2 separate regions of the Homo sapiens genome follow, and region 1 is linked to region 2. A link is a loop called in an ENCODE intact Hi-C map of the cell type or tissue named here. Cell type or tissue: A673. All regions are shown on one strand. Each heading gives the region's core, and the rest is flanking DNA. Links, peaks and the distances in the headings are about the cores only.

Evidence for each region. Hi-C counts contacts between places; a loop is a spot of excess contacts. Peaks named below come from ENCODE experiments on the same cell type or tissue, not always from the same donor. Only the 100,000 strongest peaks of a DNase experiment are listed, where the experiment ranks them.
Region 1: it touches region 2 in a loop (10-fold over the local background); 3 of 110 quality-filtered maps call a loop at or near these places.

The regions. Positions count from the first base shown.
Region 1 is chr4:65,581,105-65,583,604 of GRCh38, forward strand. The region is part of intron 3 of EPHA5 (EPH receptor A5); the gene reads right to left. Among named protein-coding and RNA genes, the nearest start is that of EPHA5-AS1, 88 kb to the right of the region's middle. In A673, for the core only: no CTCF peak of the experiment used is centred there; no DNase peak of the experiment used is centred there.
Region 2 is chr4:66,688,313-66,696,088 of GRCh38, forward strand. No RefSeq gene overlaps it. Among named protein-coding and RNA genes, the nearest start is that of MIR1269A, 420 kb to the left of the region's middle. In A673, for the core only: no CTCF peak of the experiment used is centred there; no DNase peak of the experiment used is centred there.

The sequences.
Region 1 (2,500 bases), core at 1-2,500, 1.1 Mb before region 2:
ATCGTTTGTTCTCCCATTTATTTAGCCCACAACAATTTGCTCCTTTGGTGACTCGGGTCCTTTTCCTTTGTCTTGTCACTTCTCTAAAAGTATATTGTTCTTTGTTGAAGATGCTCTATATGCCAGAGTTTTAAGCATCTCTTTCAGATTTACTCAGTTTTTCTCTTGGGTCTTTTTCACGTATACATGAAGTATGTATACATGTTAATAAACTTCCGTTTGTTTTTTTGTTCTTGTTAATCTGTCTTTTGTTACAAGGGTCTCAGCTAAGAAGTCAAAAGATTAGAGGGTAAATTATTTTTACATATCCTACAAAGTCAATCTCTTATTTTAAAGACTAACCTCCTGAAGTCCTAGCAAGCAAAGCGATTTACCCAAATTGGTCTATTTCTGGCAGAGGTGGTATTTGAAACATGGGTCCTTATTTATCAGTCTGGGTTCTTTGAAACTTAACCTAATGTTTTTTCACTTGACAATTTTATATAGATTATGTTGACTAAAGGTAATGAATCTTAAAATATACCAGCCATAGGGACATTTTAAATTCTTGTTTTATCTTAACAGTTACCAGGTTTTGAGTTAGAAATGTCTTCAGCGCACTTTACTTCCTTAAATAAAATATAGGCTTGAACTAGTTAACTTATTGGCATGAAAACTCTTTAGTACCAATTTAATGGAAGGTTTCTAAATGGGCAATAACTTGGTTTATATGCTAAAGTCATGAAGTAACTGTCCAAGAGTTTTAACCATGTTTTATTTGTAATTCTTTACACATAGACAATTGAAATTCTGGTAAAGTAATTTACTTTAACAAAGTTTAACTGAAAAGGCAGGAAGTATTCATGTTTTAATAATGTGAACATTTTTATGTGTGTGAGCACCTTTCAACATCTTTTGTCTTTGTTGGTTTGCTTGTTTTGCTGTAGACACTATGAAGCATATAGAAATGGTCCTCCTCCTCAATCCCTCAGGAGCTGGGTTGCATTAAACATGTCTGGATATTTTAGGAAAAAATAAATAAAAGGAACTCCTCAGTGTGTTCTGAAGGAAAAAATAATTTAATAACTTGAAACCAGGACTGTTACTGTGATAAGATAGATATGTATAAAAATTTCCATATGACAAACAATTTATGACTAATTTTCAAGACGCCACAATTCTATTCTTAGACTGAGACAAGGGAGTAGGTATTTTTAACTATACCTTGTATAACTTTCCATTTTAAATTTTAGATCTGAACTATGACGAGGGAAACTGTGCATCAGATAAGCAAAGTCAGGTATTCTTTGCTCATAAAATATCTTGTTTTCCTCTGGATGGCAAAGACTCAATCATTTTTGCCTGGACACCAAAAGGGACTAGCAATTGGGAAAAAAAAAAAAAAGAAAATCCAGAAGTATTCCTTTTCTTACTCTATGAAAAAATTATGGGCAAATTATCAAAAAAAAATAAACTGAAGTGCTTTCTTGAAGTTGAAATTTTCTGATAACTCTTCTCCAGATGAGTGAAGGTTACAGATGTCTATGAAAATAACTTGGGTATTATCTGAGGAAAGAGGAAAAAAATGAATTCCAACATTTCTTGCAACTTACTTGCAGCTGTGTTGTGTGTGTGCAATTTTAATTATGTGATTTCTGAAAAAAGAGGTAAAGGAGAAAATTGCCAATTTACATATATTTACTCAAAAGTCTGCAAAGGTATAAAATAAAGTAAAATGACCATTGGAATTCTTGCTGGTTGGCTATCATTTGATTCTATAACTTAGAATTACATAATAGATGATAATTTCTGTATTGCCTTTGACATTACCTCCACATTTGCTTTCTTATTATATCTTTGTCTCTTTTAAATAAGAGGAGGAGAAATATAAAAACTAGAATTGAGACAAGATTTTTTTGTTTTTAATCTACAATTGAATTCTTATTAAATTTTAGGCAATAGGTATGTATTCTTACTTGCAAGTGTACACAGTTGTTCATTAAATTCATTTAATAATATGTTTAAGGTATAAGCCAGGTCTATCTGCTGTGATAAATCATGGACAAAATATATAAAATTCCTGCTCTCGGAGAGTTTATATTCTAAGGAGAGAGGAAATTAATAATATAGAAAGAAAATTATAAAATCAACATTTAATGAGAAACTCTTGCCACTAAACACAAATATTATTAAAGCTTTCTCTGTAACATAAAGAGAAAATTAATTTAAAAGTAAAAAAAGAAAACTAAAATAAGCAATAACAATCTATGTTCATTGCCTTGAAAATTCATGTTCTCCTACCGAAGAGGAGGACATTCGTCTTTAATCTTACTGTGTAGTTTTCTAGATTGGAATGGCATTTTCTGAATATTTAAAGTACACGAATCAATTTATATATCACCAATAAAATTCAGTAAAATTAAACATGACAATAGTTTATCAAGGTTTTGTTACAAGAAAAACAACAATTTGTAGTTGATAAAGACCCCACAGAATAAAAGACTGATTGCAATGATGAATA
Region 2 (7,776 bases), core at 3,038-5,537:
CCCATTTGAAACTTTCTTTCTCCTTTTCATTTTAATTTTTAATTTTTTTTTTATTTTTTTTGTAGAGATGAGGGGGTGTCTCACTTTGCTGCACATACTGGTCTTGAACTCCTCACTTCAAGCAATCTTCCCATTGTGGCCTCCCAAAGTGCTGAGATTACAGGCATGAGCCACCATGCTCACCCCTTCTTGTTTTTTAAGCCTAAGCAGTGATGAGATGAGCCCATGTAATACAAGGTATAGGAAAAAAAACGAAACAAAACAAGCTATATTGGTGGGGCACTCAGTACAGAAAAAAAAGCGATTGTGCTACCCTCCAGTCATTGATGCAAATGTTTGAGAGATTAAAAAAAATAAAAATGAGTCCATTTTTTATTACTTTCTAGATTTTATATTTTTATGATTGTGTGCATGACTTTCAGGGAATAATAGCCATGTCTACTTGAGTTTTACAAAAATTAAAGAGAAAAGCCTTAAGATGTCACTAGGTAGGTAGATACTCCTCTGTATCTACAAACAGTTCTGTGATATGTAATTGTTAAAAAGTATAGCATACGATGCCCTCTAGTGATTCGTATGAACATAGAAAAAGTCATGTAGACTGTCTCAGCTATCCAGATCTGTATATGGATTTCTTTTGTCATCATGCAAAATCTGTATACTGTTTTCCATTATTTCATTATTTAGATTATTTAATAGCCTCGATGTTTACACTTTGGTTTATTATTGCACAAGTCCAAGTCAAACTCTGTTCTCTATTCTTTATAAAAACAAACAAGCAAGCAAAAACAAACCTTAACAAAATGTAATAACATATGAAATTCTCAGATGAGAAAAAGAAATATTTCACTTTATTTTAGTTACTTGTAACTATATTTTTGTGGAGTGCTTTTAACCAAAGAAGTCATTAATCCAAATGTATGTCTATTAAAAGTTAATCAACTTTTCTTAACTTAGTATTTACTGAATATAAGAAGTGACAAGTGAAATTGAATACATCTTGAAAAGGTCTAAAATAATACATACTGGTAATATACAGTTACTATATCTAGCAGAATTGCCAGAGATGTTTGCTAAAAGCATCTTTGTCCCCAAATCTGACTCAGGATATCTGGGAATGATGACAAGTAAGGTACATTTTTATTTGGTTCCCAAGTGATTCTTGACCATTTCAAATACTGCCCTGCTCTGGGCCTTTCCAATGCCTTTTCGTATCATCTCACATTTCCCTTTGCTAGATTAACATTTCCTATCTTTAGGCATCACAGTTTTTTATGTATGGCCTTCAAGTAAAAATACTTTGAACATATAATTTTATCACCGTTCATGATTTTTCTTAGGCAACATTGTCTCTTAGAATTTTATCTTAATTTTATGTAACAATTTAGGCTCTACATTATGAGATTTCATTCAAAGTAATTAGGTTTCTAAAGAAACAGGAGGCCTTCCTAACTTACAGTATATCACAAGGAAAAATGTTCTACCATATCAAGCTAGTGAAGATATTATTTTAAAAGATTTAAAAGTTATAATTATTTATTAGTTGGCACTAGAGAAATGAAAGATGCAAAATATTTCAGGGTAAAGTTTCATTTAAAATTATTTCAGTAGTATTTACTTTTATGTTTGATAAATTATTTTGAAAACATGATTGATAAAGTTGCTGACCTACGAAAATCAAAGCCTAACAAATATTTACTCGTCATTTAAATTAGGAATAAAACCATGTAAGAAACCTGTAAAACCTGAGTTTTAGCTAAGAGCTTACTAAAATCAGAGCCGGAATTAAATACTGTATTTGGAAATTGTTAAGGTGAAATAAAAAAAGAAAAATGAATCATATTTCCCATGGCATTGTTGCCAGTTTTCCTATGATGATCTTAAAATATCTTCTATTATAAAATAACATAGTAAGAGGAAACATTTTAAAACCAAGTCTAACATTTAACTTGAAATTCCCATTCTATACATGGGAAATTATAAAATACTGAAGATACCTTGTGACTGAATAAGCTTGGCAATTTTGTCTCAAAGTGAGGCTCCATCTACTGATGCTAAAACAAGCCATTTATGACATTTATAAGCAGTTAATTCGATGAAAACCTAATCATTTACGTTAGAAGCTTGTAAACCAATAAACCATAGCTAATCTTACTAAAATGTTGTTTTCTCACACTGCTCATGCAAAAATCAACACAACTAGCAGAAGCAGTCCTCATTATAAACTCCAGTAGGACAGTTTTGTTAGCACCACCTAACTTTCTTACTACCCACCCTCAGGCTCTCTGAAAGACCATTTTACTCTCTTTCCCTCACATCGTAACACAAACATACTAAATACCTGCTAAGTATGGGAGAATTCTGCAAGACTCTGCAGTAGATTTCAAGGTAATACGCATATTAGCCTCAGGTCATCAAAAAGTTTTCAACCTCAGATGAGAAGTGACAAAATAAAAGAACTAAATATAATAGAAAACCAAAAAATAAAGAGTATTGAGAATGAGAAAATAATATTGTTGATAGTTTGAAAAGAGGCATATCACCATTTTGTTAAAATGATTAGAGATGATTCCATAAAAAGATAACATTTGAATGAATTGACAAAGAATAATTGGATATTAACAAGTAGAGATATAGAGAAAGCTTTCAGCATGTTCTTGAGAAACATCAATATAGTCATGGAGTCAGGAATGTGAGGGCAGGGTCCAGGAAAAGTATTCTGGTTTGTTCCTTTAAGTCTTAGTGTTGTGGGTTTTTTCCCTCTCTTTACTTCATGCCTTTGTTTGCTTGTACTGCTATAACAAAAACAAAAACAAAAAAGAAGCAAACAAACAAAAAACGGAGACTGGGTAATTTATAAAGAAATGAGCCTTATTTTCTCGTGGTTCTAAAGGCTGGGAAGTCAAAGATCAAGGTGCTGACAAGTTTGGTGTCTGGTGATAGCAGCTCTGCTTCCAAGATAGCAATTTGAAAGCTGCTCCCTCTGCAGGGAGTTACGCTGTATCTTCACATGGCTGAGATCTGATAAACCAAACACCTCCTAAAAGAGGTTTCACCTCCCAACGTTGTTGCATTGGCTATTAAGTTTGCAACACATGAATTTTGGGAGACACATTCAGACCATAGCACTTGACATCTGGTACCTGTACAGTCTCTTGATTTACCCACTTTGGTTCCTTCTCAGTATTTGTTACTCTTCTTTCGCTCTTTTGATGTTGGAGCTACCCAGACCTCTCTGATCCTAGGTGTTCAATGTATATTATCTCCATCTATAATTTCAATTTATGGTTTCACCTACTGTCTACATGATCCTGTTTACCAACTCTAAATCTTTAAACCTCAAAAATGATAAGTATCTAGAGTAGATGCTGGGCTGTGCCATTGAGATCCCTCTTTGAGGACTGAGGAACTAATTCGCCCAGCTGCTTGGAGTGTTGTAGCTCTCATCTAAATTCTTTCCAAGAATTACATTCATTAGAAAAAATCTGCTTTGTCCCAGGTCATACTTGCTCCCTGGGGAAGCCTGCCTCCAACAACTTCTGAATATAGAAATACAAAGGTCTAACTTATTATTGGCAATATTGGACAATTCCGAAGAGCCATTCCAAATCCAGAGCTTTCCTGAGATGGGGTAAGGTCTATTTTGAAAATGTACCTCAGTTCAATACTTCAATTGCATAACTTTACTTCCTCCAACCCCTTAGTATATTTTGATCCCAAGGGTATTCCCTGATAATTTGTCTGCATGCAAACCTTCACCTCAGAGTCCACTTTGGAGAGAATCTGACCTTTTGCAATGTCTTGTTGTACTATATCCCCTTCTACTTTGGTAACATAAGGGCTTATTAAAATTAAGATACTAAAAATTAAGCTCATTATCTATTTACCTAAAATATTCTTACCCATTTGTTTTGTTTTGGAATATTATGTACCATACATGCCAGTGGTGCCATCCTCATGTATACCCTTGTTTTTAAAACATCTACTTTATCTACAGTCTGAAAGGGGCTGTCCTATGTACTCCAAGGACTGACGTTAACTCAACCAGGAGTAGTCACCTGATTCAATCAATCAGGAATTTGAGATAGAACATAAGACAGAGACACTGGGTTAGTCGAATACTGTTTGGCTCTAGAGTGTAAGTAACATTGGAGCCAGATTTTATTTCATGCCAAGCCCAAATCAAAAAACATCTAACTTTATGGAAGAGACAATAATATAAACCTTGCTGAAGAAGCCAGACTACAAAGGGAGCAATAAAATAAATTGGTGGAGGAAACATAAATGAGAACTCACTTAACCTAAGAAATAGTGACGGGTAAGATAGAAGCCTGATTAAAGCTCCCCTGTATGCAGACTTACATTTTAGAAATTGGTTTTCTAAAATTACCTTGAAACCTTACAATACATTTCCCATCAAATAAAGCATTATAAGACATATCCCCTGCTTGGTAAACAGCACCACAATCTATCCATTTGTTTCCATCAGAAACCTGAGAGGGATTGAGGCCCTTTACTTATAACACAGAGCAGAATAGCTGAAAGAAAAAAAATCCTTCCATTTTTGTTGCCACTGTTCTGTCTCTTTCTCTCAAATCCTATTACAATTACCTAAGCTCAGAATTTTCCTATTCTTTGTCTGTCAATACAAATACACTGCCTAAGATTCTGATTCTGGTCTTGACCTTCTCCAATCTGTCCTTCATATTTATGAGTGTTTTCACTTACGTAGTAATCTGATGGCATCATTCCCTTATTATAATAAAAAATTCTTTCAACTTCATTTCTGATATAAAACACAAACTGCTGTAATAGTTTACAATGCACTTTCTTATGTGACTCTATCCTATCTGCCTAGCAACATCTCCTATTACAAAGATTGCTTGAATTTCTAATCCACCATTAGCCATTCCATAGTTTCAAAAACTTGCCATACTTTCTCAAGTTTTCCTTCCTTGTGCATTCTTCCCACTGCTCAGAACATTCTCCATCATGCTTGTGGAAAACTTCTATTTATCCTTAATCTGTCCAATTAAAAGTTTTGTCATTTTTTTAGCCAACTAGGAATTGTGCTGACCTTTTAGTCACTGCTGCCTCTGCACATAGCAGAGTACGATAAATATAGCAGATCTATATCTTTATGAATTCACTGAAGCATCTTTTGCATTATGTAGACAGATTTGGGTATTGATTTTTATTTTGCAGCTTTTTGTGCATAATTCCATTATTGGAATTAATTTATTGCATTGTCATTTTTATGTGCATAACTCTTTTCAACAAGAATGAAAATGTTTTGAGGGTACAGTCCATAAACTTTCATATTGGCAAATGTTCCCCAGGAACTAACAAAGTATTTGGCATACTTAACTCAGAAATATTTGCCACATGAATGAGTGAATGCTCATAGGGTAGCAATAGAAGATAAGGCTCCACATTTTGACAAAGCTTTTAGCTCTCAATAGGAAGGCAAAACTTCTGAGGAATAAGATCCCAAAATTCCTTCTTTAGAAGAACAGAAACAATGTGCGTGGGCTAAGGGTGAGAATTTCCCCTGAAACCAGATTGTATGAAGAAGTGTGGAACACCACAAGTAAGCTATGTTTACAGAAAACAGTCTGTTCATTTAGGAGGAGGGAGTGAAAGAGACTCTGCATTATCAGCAGCTGTGCTGCCAAACAGGGGGCCAGGAGTAAGGAAATGCTAAAGGAATGTCCTCTCACACTCAATGCTGCTCCATGAAAATTATTCCTGCAAGCTGGAAGTAGAGTTCTGATTCCTCCTTCTCTAACCAACTCCCACAACCCTCCTTCCCCCACACAAACAACACTTCCTACAAACAACAGACTCAAGAGGAAATAAAGAATCAGCAATGATAAAAAAAGAAGAGGCAAAGAATCTATGCAAAACATTGCAAAAAGAATAAAAGAAGCAGGCAACACAAGAGGCAGATGAAGACAACATAGAAAAAAATAGTGCAAAGACATTGTGATGACATCAAACTTAAACAACCAATTTCATAAGACCTCAAACGGGAAGTATAGCAGCTCAGGAAGAGTATAATAAAAAAAAATCAGATAGAATGTGAGCTAGAGAAAATTTTTAAAAAACTAGATAAAGAAAATTACCACAGGAAAACCATATTAGTTGCACCAGAAAGACACAGCTTGAAACAGTACGTTTCAAACCCAGAAACAAATAGTTTTAAATGTAATTTTAAAACATATTTTTAATAGGAACAAAAATAAGCAGACAATATTATGAATTCCATATTAAAGATTTCTCAGAAAGTCAAATAAAAAAGTGAAATGGTAAAATGTATTTTGGAAATCAGATTACAAAATAAACAAAAGTGAATGGTGAGTTAAGAAATCTAATTTGAATAAAAGCGTTACTTCTATCTTAGCAGGCTGGAATGTTCTGAAATGCTATTTTCTTCATTGCAAAGGATACGAAGCATGGTTCCTCCCTAAGGATTCTTACCAGATAGGAGCGACACTAAAATAATTTTACTATACAGTTGTTTATAAGCCTAAAGAAGGCAGGATGGAAAGGCAGCCAATGACCTTATCCCACAAGGCTATGAGAATGTATTGTTATACTGCCAGGTGGACCTGGCAGAGTGTCTGAAATTACATAGGTAAACAATAAATGTTAACTTTCAACTAAGCTGTGGGAGTGCTTTTTGCTTGTGTATATGCAATACACATGCACATAAATACATGTAAATACATAATGTCCATGTGTCCGTGATTGCATTTTGATACAGAGAGTATTGGATAATGATGTTGATTGCAAGCAACAGAATCATTATGATTAATTTAAGCAGAATAATAATTTATTAAAGGATTTAGCCAACTCATAGAATCATTGAGGTCTGGAAAAAGATTCTGGAGGCAAGCCTTACAGAGACATAATCACATTCCAGAATTTGTGTAGTAAAGAAACTGCGGCCGAGCGCGGTGGCTCACGCCTGTAATCTCAGCACTTTGGGAGGCCAAGGCAGGCAGATCACGAGGTCAGGAGATCGAGACCATCCTGGCTACGGTGAAACCCTGTCTCTACTAAAAATACAAAAAATTAGCCGGGCTTAGTGGCAGGCGCCTGTAGTCCCAGCTACTCGGGAGGATGAGGCAGGAGAATGGCGTGAACCCGGGAGGCGGAGCTTGCAATGAGCCCAGATCGTGCCACTGCACTCCAGCCTGAGTGACAAAGTGAGACTCCGTCTCGGAAAAAAAAAAAAAAAAAAAAAAAAAAACTGTCACCCCTGCGGCTGTGATCACCAAGTATCAAATGTCAGGAATTCAACTTTTCTCTTACAAATATTACAGAACTGGGGACACATTTGCATCAAGAACTTGGCCAGGCACTCACTGCCAGCCCAAAAGAATTAAGTTAATCTAAATTGAGACTTACATGGAAACATCTGCATCTTTACTGAAAGACATACTGTTTACTTGAGGTTTTAATTCTATATTAGAGATGATGATTTTATTTTGTTTGCTTGTTTTGAGACAGGGTCTCTCTCTGTCACCCAGGCAGGAGTGCAGTGGTGCAATCTTGGCTGACTGCATCCTCGACCTCCTGGGTTCAAGTGATCCCCCGCCTCAGCCTCGTGAATAGCTGGGACCACAGGCATGTGCCACCATGCCCGGCTAATTTTTTAAAAAAAATGTTTGTACTGATGAAGGTCTCCCTATGTTGCCCAGGCCGGTCTTGAACTCCTGGGCTCAAGCGATCCTCCCACCTCTGCCGTCCAAAGTGCAGGGATTACTGGCC